2 separate regions of the Homo sapiens genome follow, and region 1 is linked to region 2. A link is a loop called in an ENCODE intact Hi-C map of the cell type or tissue named here. Cell type or tissue: mammary epithelial cell. All regions are shown on one strand.

Region 1 (5,000 bases), 77 kb before region 2:
AAGGAAAAACATACACATGCACAATTGAACTTCATGCCTCTCCATGGGTCGTATGTTCAACAAATGACTGTGTTAGCATGATCTGAGGGTAGAATTTTCAGCCCTCTGGCATCAAAGGTGAAGCATTGGACACAAAAATCCTCAGTGTACATCCTCTGTAGACTGGCCAGAACCACTCTGTGGTCAGAAGGAATGCTGGTCATTTGTGTCAAAGGCACTAAATGGGAGGGGCAGTCATGGGGTTGGTTGAAATCAATGGTGGGGCAAGCCTTTCCCAAGGACTAGTTTCTGTTTAACCCTTAGGAAAGAAAAGCAAGGGAGGAGGTATAACTAGGCCTGTCCAAACTCCCATCCAATCATGGCTCGGAACTCAGTTTTCAAGGTTTCTCTGTGGTCCCCTTGGCCAAGAGGGGGCCTGTTCAGTCAGCTGCAGAGCTTAGGATTTTATTTTTATTTCTCAGGTTCATCTGCCCTCTTCTGGGTGTGACTATGGAAGAGCTGTCTTTCCTTTTCATATGCCCCGCGTCAGAATTCTTGTTCCTTTATCTGAGTGGCAGGGAAATGGAAAGGACCGGAGTCAGGATGGCTGGGAGTGACAGCTATTGCCAGGTCCAATTAACAAAAGGGCCTGGAGGAAGTGGCTGCCCCAATCCTGGCAGAGCCCATGTGTCTGCAGGGTCTGTGTTGTCCCTGGATTTTGAGATAGCCCCTTAAGAATCAACATAATTGTTTTTGTTTTTAATTCCTCTGAAATGAATTTCTTTAGCAGCCAAGTAGCTCCATTTAGCCAGTTTGTTCTCTTTCTATTTTCCATGTGGAAATGTAGGTTAGGCTGGGCACAGTTGCTCACACCGGTAATCCCAGCACTTTGGGAGACCATGGCAGGTGGATCACCTGAGGTCAGGAGTGCAAGACTAGCCTGACCAATATGGTGAAACCTCATCTCTACTAAAAATACAAAAATTAGCTGGGCGTGGTGGCATGTGCCTGTAGTCCCAGATACACAGGAGGCTGAGACAGGAGAATGGCTTGAACCCCGGAGGTGGAGGTTGCAGTGAGCCAAGATCGCGCCACTACACTCCAGCCTGGGTGACAGAGTGAGACTCTGTCTCAAAACAAACAAACAAAAAAGGTAATGTAGGCTAACCTGAGTTTCCTTTTCCTCATCTCCACAGCATTGGTTGTAACCCCTATCAGACTGTACTATGTGCCTTCATGTGCATTCCTGTCATGGAGAGCACCCAAAATAGGTATTCACAAATACTAGTGGGAATTGCTCCCTCCTATTAATCTATCTTCCTTCCATTTAAAGTCATTATGAAATGATAAGGGTGTTGGACAGAGTCCGTCCTCCCCTCCCCTCCCCTCCCTCCCCTCCCCTCCCTCCCTCCCTCCATCCCTCCCTCCCTCCCTTCCTTCCTTCCTTCTCACTGTGAAAAATTCCAAACAGACATAAAAGTAAGATAGTGAAATATACCATCATCATCATCAAGACTTATCAATGCTCAGCAGCTTGCTGTATTTCACTTATTTTATTTTTGCTAAAATATTATGAAGCAATCCCAAATATCATACATTTTATATCAAATACTTCAGTGTGCATATCTAGAAGATAATGTTTTCTTGGCTGGGTGTGATGGCTCATGCCTGTAATCCTAGTGCTTTGGGAGGCCAAGATGGGAGGATCACTGGAACCCTGGAGTGCAGACCAGCCTGGGCAACATAGTGAGACCATGTTTCTAAAAATAATAAATTAGCTGAGTGTGGTGGCACACTGATATGGTTTGGCTGTGTCCCCACCCAAATCTCATAAATCTCATAAATTGTAGCTCCCATAATTCCCTCATATTGTGGGAGGGACCCGGTGGGAGATAATTGAATCATGGGGGTGGCAGTTTCCCCCATACTGTTGTCGTGGTAGTGAATAAGACTCCTGAGATCTGGTGGTTTTATAAGGGGAAACCCCTTTCACTTGGCTCTCATTCTCCTCTCGTCTGCTGCCATGGTGAGGCATCCGCAGTCACGTGGAACTGTGAGTCCATTAAACCTCTTTCTTTTGCAAATTGCCCAGTCTAGGGTATGTCTTCATCAGCAGCTTGAGAACAGACTAATACACACTTCTAGTCCTAATTACTTGGAAGACTGAGATGGGAGGATTGCTTGAGCCCAGGAGTCTGAGGATGCAGTGAGCTGTGATTATGTCACTGCACTCCAGCCTGATCAAGACCCTGTCTCCAAAAAAAAAAGAAAAAAGAAAATTATATTTTCGTAACATAATGTCATTAATACACCTAAAAAAATTAACAGTAATTCCTTAATAGTAAGTAATACCCAGACCATAGTCGCATGTATTCAATTGCCAGCACAGTCTTTTTATAGTCGATTTGTTCAAATCAAGATCTAAGCATGGTAAGTAGCACAAGAGAGAACAGCTAGCTGGGGCCCCGTTTACAGTTCTTAGAGTGGAATGCAGGAATTTCTTTGCCTAGTGCACAGTGAGTCAGTTTTACTAATAAAGTGCACCCTGACATTTGTGGTTTTGACTGTCTGGAAACAACTTCAAATGTACATGGCATTTAGTAGTGTCTGCTGAAGCACAAAAGTGAATCCTAGGGACTCCTGAGGCTGTGTCTGGGAGGGAGTGGTTCAGCTAGAGAGTAAACCTAGCTGAGAGCTGGCACTTGGCTCCTCAATGACGCTTTGTTCTTCTCTTCTTCTCTTTTCTTATTCTTCCCTGATTTGGGATTTCACAGACTTGTACAATTAAAAAGTAGAGTTTTACATAGAATTATTAATCTTTTATTTTGCTAAGTAAGGACATCAGAAAAAAAAGTCTTGGCTGGGTGTGATGGCTCACGCCTGTAATCCCAGCACTTTGGGAGGCCGAGGCTGGTGGATCATCTGAGGTCAGGAGTTTGAGACCAGCCTGGCCAACTTGGTGAAACCCCGTCTCTACTAAACATACCAAAATTAGCCAGGTGTGGTGGTGCATGCCTGTAATGCCAGCTGCTTGGGAGGCTGTGGCAGGAGAATCACTTGAACCCACGAGGCAGAGGTTTCAGTGAGCTGAGACTGCACCACTGAACTCTAGCCTGGGCGACAGAGCAAGACTCTATCTCAAAAAAAAAAAAAAAATCTATCACCATTATTTCTTAAAAGAAAGGATATTTTAATACTAAAAGGGTAGAACTGACATGATTTCAGAATAATGGAGCATCTATCCCAGGAAGTGATTATTGGCCACCTTATCTTGACATTATATATGTTCTGTGGTTCTAGTTTTGTTATTTTGTCATGGATTGGTGAACAACATTTTGTCACAGTTTGGTATTTGGGAAGCATTCCTCTACCCAAGATTGCTTAGATAGTAAAACTTGTGCCGTGATAAAAATGTCATTCTCTTTTGAAAAATAGTTGAGTGGGAGAGGAAACTTGTAGTAAAAGTTGAAAATGAAGTTAACTTGTGATGTAGAGATAGGCACAGAGATGCTACTGTTTTGATCTGTGATTTAGGGGCATAATGGGAGCAGGTACAAACATTTCCATATTCTCATATAGATCTGCGATTAGATCAAGGGATGTCAAGAATTATTCTCTTAAACTTATTAGGCCTCTGATCCAACTTCTTCTTGGCTCCCAAGAACTTTCATTGTTCTTGCTCACATTTCCAAGCCCACATGTCCTCCTTGTCCTGTACTCACAGCCTAATACCAGCATTAAGCGGATGACCCCCACATTTGCATCTCTTGCCCACTCTGCTCTGCTGAGCTTCAGACCAATGTATCCAATTGCATTCAATAACAGCTGCATTCAACAACAGGGAACCGTTACTCTGCTTCCTCATTCTAGCTCTTCGTCCTCTCTTCCTATTGTGCAAAATGGAGACTTGCTCATGCCAGAAACCAGGAGCTCTCGCATCCATATTCACCCCTCTAAGATTTTACTTCCGAATATATTTCAGTCTATTTACTTCATGCCATTACTATCCCTACCACTCCAGTCTAGGTCACTGCTACCTCTTGCTTGGGCTTCTACAACAGTTCTTCTTACTCCACCATCTCTACACTAACCCTACCAGTTCATTCTTCATACAGCCAGAGTGACTTTCTTAAAATGGAAATTGTGTCACATTGTACCCCCTGTTTAAAGCTCTGAGGGCATTTGAGATAAAATGAAAAAAAAAAAAAATTAAGAGAGGGTCCAAGTCCCATGTGGCCTGCCCATTACCCAACTTCAGTCTCATCTCAAGCAACTTTCCTTTTCATCTACCCTGCTTGATTGATACATGCTGGACTTTGATTTTCTTGAATACTCGAAACTTTCTGATTCAGAGTAGGGAAGACATGGTGTTTCTTCTACTAGAAAGTCCTTCTCCCTCCCCTCTCTGCTGTCTGTCTCTTCCCCCTCTGCATTGTAAGCTCCCTGAGGACAGACCCTAGACTATTGTGCTCATTAATGAATAACCAATATCTATTCATAATAGCACAGTCCTTGGCAGAGAGTAGGTGCTTGCTAAATGAGTGAATGACTATTCCAATTAATACCAAACTTCCTTCATCCCTATAGAAGGACAGAAAGGAGAGGCTGAATATATTTGAAAAAGAAACAAGGCCATATCTTTGCTAGGTCAGCCAAATTGATATTGGGTATTCAGACGAATATTTATCTGTGTCGTTGTAATAACGGACCTTTCTGTGAAATAAAGTCAATCATATTTAAGTGGGTGCTATGATCAGCCCCATTTTGTCTGCGTTGCAATAATTGCCAAGGTTTCTATAAAACTCCTGGAAAGGGTGACCCCTCTGTCTTGATAAAGTGCTAAATCTGTCCATTATAGACAAAGATCTATAATATGTCCATTAAAAAAACACTAAGTACCTTATTAGAAAAGACTGAAATCAAATACATGGAAAATGGCCCCATAACTTAAGCCCACACTTTTATTACAGTTTTTAAAGAGAAGAGTCAACATATTTGTAGAACCATTTCCTATAATACTT
Region 2 (5,000 bases):
AGTATGGAGTTATCTCAGGACTCCAAGTTGAGGATGAAGCTTGGCCCCAGGGGGACAGTCAGGGATGGGGGTCCTCAGGAATGCCTCTTTTCTCTCAGTCTCTGTCTCCACTCCTCTCCCAATGCCAACTTTATTCTTTTGCTTAAGATCTTTCAGTCATGGATCCAAAATTCCTAGGAAAGGAGCTAATTGGCCTAGCTTAGCAGAGGAAGCTACCCACATCCCAGTTAACTACAGCTGTGAGGTCAGGAATTCCACAGTATGGAGACATGGTATTTCCTACTACACTTATTTGGGTGGTGTGTGAGTAGGTAGAGGCAGTTTCTAGAAAAAGGATGCTGAACAAAAAATTAAGCAGCATGCTTACTATGCTTGCTACCCTATTCTCCTTTGTACCAGCTACCTGCAACCTTAGCTCTGCTGGACCTCTTAAGGTGCTCTAACTTGTCCATTCCTCCAATAAGCTACATATTTGCACTTCAAACAACATGCACATGATATGCAATCTTCTTTTTGTACGTTTATGTTCATGTACAAACAACGTATTGTAAATGCCTATGTGTTTATCATATATGTGTATAGAGAGAAAGAAGTATTTCTTCAATTATGTTTATGAGAAGTTTCTAGGGAAAAAAGTAATGTTCTCTGGTCGGATAAGTTCTAGAAGCACTGAGCTAAACAAAGATATACAATTTCTTTATAGCATGACTTCTCAGGTTTAGTGGGCTAATGGGTACTACATATTCATGAGAGAGAGACCATTAGATTTTCCCTAAACTTATTTGAATATATGTATATATGTGAGTGTATGTATATATATTTTTTAATTTGAGGAATATTTGTAAATATATTGGTTATTATGTAGAATGCAATTTGGGAAATGTTGGCTTGGGTTTGAAGATAAGCATAAATTTCCCTTTGAAAAAGTAAGAGACAAGTAGATTGTATGCAAAAAGACATGAAAATGTGTTAGTATAAAAGCTCAGAGGGAGAGGCAAGTAGAAGAAATAAGCAACTTTGGAAAAAAAATTAGCCAGGGGACGACATGGGTTTTAGCCCTTCCATCTCCCACTGACTTTTCAAGACCTCCAGTAACCGATGGACTCTGCTTCCTCTAGTGTAAAATGTAAGATTAAGACATTTTCTTTTTGGAACACCAACTGTATTTTTCATGGTGTTTGTATTGATTTATGAAATACTGTGCCTCAGAATTTAGCACTCTTTGGAGTATGTTTCTATATAAGTTTAAGATCCAAATCTAGTTCAGAAACAGCAATAGGTCTAGCCACTCTCTTTAACTAAAATTATTGTATCATTATAACTGGTAACCAGATTGTCAACATTTTAATTTCTCTTTTCTTTTTTTTCCCTGTACCAGATTCTTCCTTCTAAATCAAAAGCAGTGTTATTTTTTTTTAAATTAAAGCTAACATTCCATGAGGCCAGCTGACAATGATGTATAGAACTTTTAGATATCTTTTTGTTTGTTTGTTTTTGAGACAGAGTCTCGCTCTGTCATCCAGGCTGGAGTGCAGTGGCGCGATCTTGGCTCACTGCAAGCTCCGCCTCTCAGGTTCACGCCATTCTCCTGCCTCGGCCTCCCGAGTAGCTGGGACTACAGGTGCCCACCACCATGCCTGGCTAATTTTTTTTTTTGTATTTTTAGTAGAGACGGGGTTTCACTCTGTTAGCCAGGATGGTCTTGATCTCCTGACCTCGTGATCTGCCCGCCTCGGCCTCCCAAAGTGCTGAGATTACAGGTGTGAGCCACGCACCCAGCCAGAACTTTTAGATACTTTATCATACCTTAAAAGAGTTTGACTAAGATTGTTTGGTGAGGACAAAACAATTATCCATCCAACCACCATTTATCATGCCCTTTCTGTGAGCCTGGCTCTGTTTTAGATGCTCAGGCTGTGACAGTGAACAAGACAAAGCCAAGCCCTGCCCCATGGGTCTTCCATTTGAGTGTGCGTGCGTGCATATGTGAGTGTATATGCATGCGTGTGCATGTGTGTATGTGGACTGAGTACAATAAATATATAACAATGTCAAATAGATAAGTGCTAAGAAGAAAAATAAAGCAGGCTAAAGGGATAAAGAATGATTGAAGGTGCTGTGTTAGAGAGGGTGGTCAGGGAAGTTCTCTTTGTTCAGATATCTCAGCAGACACTTGGACTAAGGGAGTGCTTCACGAAGCTTTGTAAAGGAAGAGAGTTCCATCTGGAAAGGCAAGTGCTAATGCCCTGGGGTGTTCATGTGCTGGGTGTGTTGCAGGAGCAACAGGGAGGCCATAGTGGCTGGTGTCCAGTGATGAAAGGGAAGGGAGAGATGGCAGAGGAGTCAGAGCTGTAGTGGGGGTGAGAGTGTGTGTGCGTGTGTGTGAGTGTGTGTGTGTGTACATGGAGGGGGAAGGGGACCAGACAACAAAAGGCCTTGTTGGCTATAGGAATAATTTTTTATTTTATTCTAAGTGTGATGGGATAAAATAACCAGAATACAAAACAGCAGGAACAACATCATCTACGTTCTTTTATTACTCTTTCATCTCAATCATTGTAGCCAAAAAATTCTTACGTGAAAGGAAATGAAACATTTGCACTATCTGGCAATCACTTTGAGAGAAGGGACACAAGGAAATAGCAGTACTGCATGTGGGAGAGCCATGATGAATAGGCCCTTTTTAAATGGGAAGGGCACCACTGCTGCTTTGGGGTTCATTTGTTGTCTATAAATATCACTGTTAATACAACCCATTAACTTGGTGACTGGGTGAAGAAAGGCAAGTAGCACCAGGTTGGAACTGCCTGCTGGTGAGTCAGAATGCTCTGTTCCTACTTGTACGCCTTAGGTGAATGGAAAGCTATTTGTAGGTAGAGGCATGCTGGCACAAGCTGGGAAGACGCATAAATCAAGTGACACTCAAGGCTTACTTGTGTCAGAAGCAGAGAGAGCTTTTACTGTACCCTCAGAAATCCACTTAAGATATAAAGAGATTAGGTCAGAGGAAGTAAACAGTCCTCTATCTTCCTTGTAATACACCTATTAGGTGGATTTCAAGCAGGTTGCTCTGGCCTGACTCCTGGGAACATCTTTTTTAATGGCATTTAGAAATGTAACAGATTTCAGGTGCCAGGGCCTGACAAAGTGGCTCCCCAGTTGCTCTGAACTTGGTAGCTTTAAATTCTAAGTCTGGCTTTATCCCCCGAGGACTCTACGCATGAGTGAGACCTATTATTTCCTCTCTTCTTTTTCACCATCTCAGGTGTTGGAACCGGAATAAACCTGCGTTCCAGTTCTAGCTCCAGAACTTGGTTGCCATGTGTCCTAATTAGCAAGTACATGATCTTTCCGTGCCTCAGTTTCCTCATTTATAAAATAGGGACAATAACACGTAGCTGTTGGGTGAGGATGTAAAGTGCCAGCGAAGAACCTGGCACTCAGAAAGCACTTGAGAAATGCAATATATCTTGGAGTGCAATCAAAAGGGATCTGAGCCTCCTGGAGCTATCACTTGATGATTAGTTGACTTGAGGGTCATTTTTACACATTGTTGGCATTCAAAAAATTGAAATTCAGCTATAAAATATATGTGGTCCCTATTTACGCTTCATCTAGATACTCTTCCACTCTTCCCTTTCCTACAATCCTGCCCAGTCACAGAAAGGGAGAGGAAGCAAGACTTAGTAACCACCTACTGCAGACAAGGCGTTTTACATTATCTTGTCTCACTTGATCTTCATAACATTTTTAAAACGTAAGTGTGTATTATTATCTTCACTTAATGATTAAGAAAATAGAGCTCTGAAAAGCAGAATTAAGAACCTAGCAACTGACAAAGTGGCCGAGATGGAGTATCAACCTAGGTCTGCTTGAATCCCAAACCTGAATTCCTTCCAGGACCCTGGGTGATCTACTGAGACCACACTACCATCAGCAAATAGAGTGCTGCACCAGAAGAATCTCCTGAACACAAAATAACAAGGGAAACTGGAGCCAGGTGAATTTTACCCTTCTGGCCTAGTCTCTGCATCTCACTGGACTATGTGAATAATTAATGTCCCCGAAATGGGGCCAGTCCTTTTGTGAATAGTTGAGTATAAATCTATCCTTAGGCAACATGAAGCAAGGATACTTCTGGCCTATTTTTAAAAATCAGCTCCCCTGCTTGACAACCAGTCCTAGGGTCTTATAGCCCTTATAGATGTCCTCATTTTGAGCCTCAGTCCCCATCATGGGGGGGCCACCATCACTCTTATAATAGCTCTACCCAGATGTGAAGACAGATCTTCAATCCCACCATAGGCTTCTCTTTTATGGAATGACTAACCTTTAGGTTCCTTTAGGTTTCTCATATGACCTATTTCCTTGGCCTTTTAATACTTTTCACAACTGTTTTCTGGACACTTTCCAAACTTTCTGCCACTTGCCGAAGTTACTGAGTCAAAAAGGAGACATGAATTCTAATAGAGCTCTGAGAAAAGCTGAATTTAAAGGACTTCCCCGGCCCACATCTCACATGCTTGCCTCCCGCTTCCACACCCCCGGGGTGTGCTCCGTGTCTATGCTGCAGCACTAAAGGATCAAGTCATTTTCCCCGTGGCAAAGAAATGCCAACTTTGAAAAAAAAAGCAAAAGACAAAAAACAATAAATTAGGAAGCCGGGGCTTCTGACAGTATCTGATAGAGCTACTGTTGCTACTATTGTAATGAACAATCCTAATATATACGCTTTTTAGTTCTAAGAAGGAACATACATAAAAATGAGTATGTTTTCCACTAGCATCAAGAGCTCACAAAGGATACCAAGGAAATGGATCAATTAAATGCCCCTTATTAATACTCTTGGCCTAAGAAAAGGAAAATCCTTAGTTAATAAACAACTGGGAAGATACTCATAGCAGGCAAGCAGATAAGATTAAAAAAATCTTTACAGCACAAACTGTTTCAAAGTTTTAAGTACCAAGATTTGGTCTGTCTTTATAACTTTTGGGGAATTT

What was found. Peaks named below come from ENCODE experiments on the same cell type or tissue, not always from the same donor. Only the 100,000 strongest peaks of a DNase experiment are listed, where the experiment ranks them.
Region 1: a loop joins it to region 2, with 2.8 times the contacts of the local background. A loop is called at or near these places in 6 of 110 quality-filtered maps.

The regions. Positions count from the first base shown.
Region 1 is chr14:51,302,613-51,307,612 of GRCh38, forward strand. It overlaps LINC00519 (long intergenic non-protein coding RNA 519), which reads right to left. Exons shown (of 2, transcript NR_145423.1): 2 at 1,699-2,228. Among named protein-coding and RNA genes, the nearest start is that of LINC00519, 23 kb to the right of the region's middle. In mammary epithelial cell, no CTCF peak of the experiment used is centred here; DNase peaks (open chromatin) are centred at 1,979 and 2,549; H3K27ac peaks cover 1,014 bases.
Region 2 is chr14:51,379,850-51,384,849 of GRCh38, forward strand. No RefSeq gene overlaps it. Among named protein-coding and RNA genes, the nearest start is that of LINC02310, 15 kb to the right of the region's middle. In mammary epithelial cell, no CTCF peak of the experiment used is centred here; a DNase peak (open chromatin) is centred at 2,842; H3K27ac peaks cover 2,287 bases.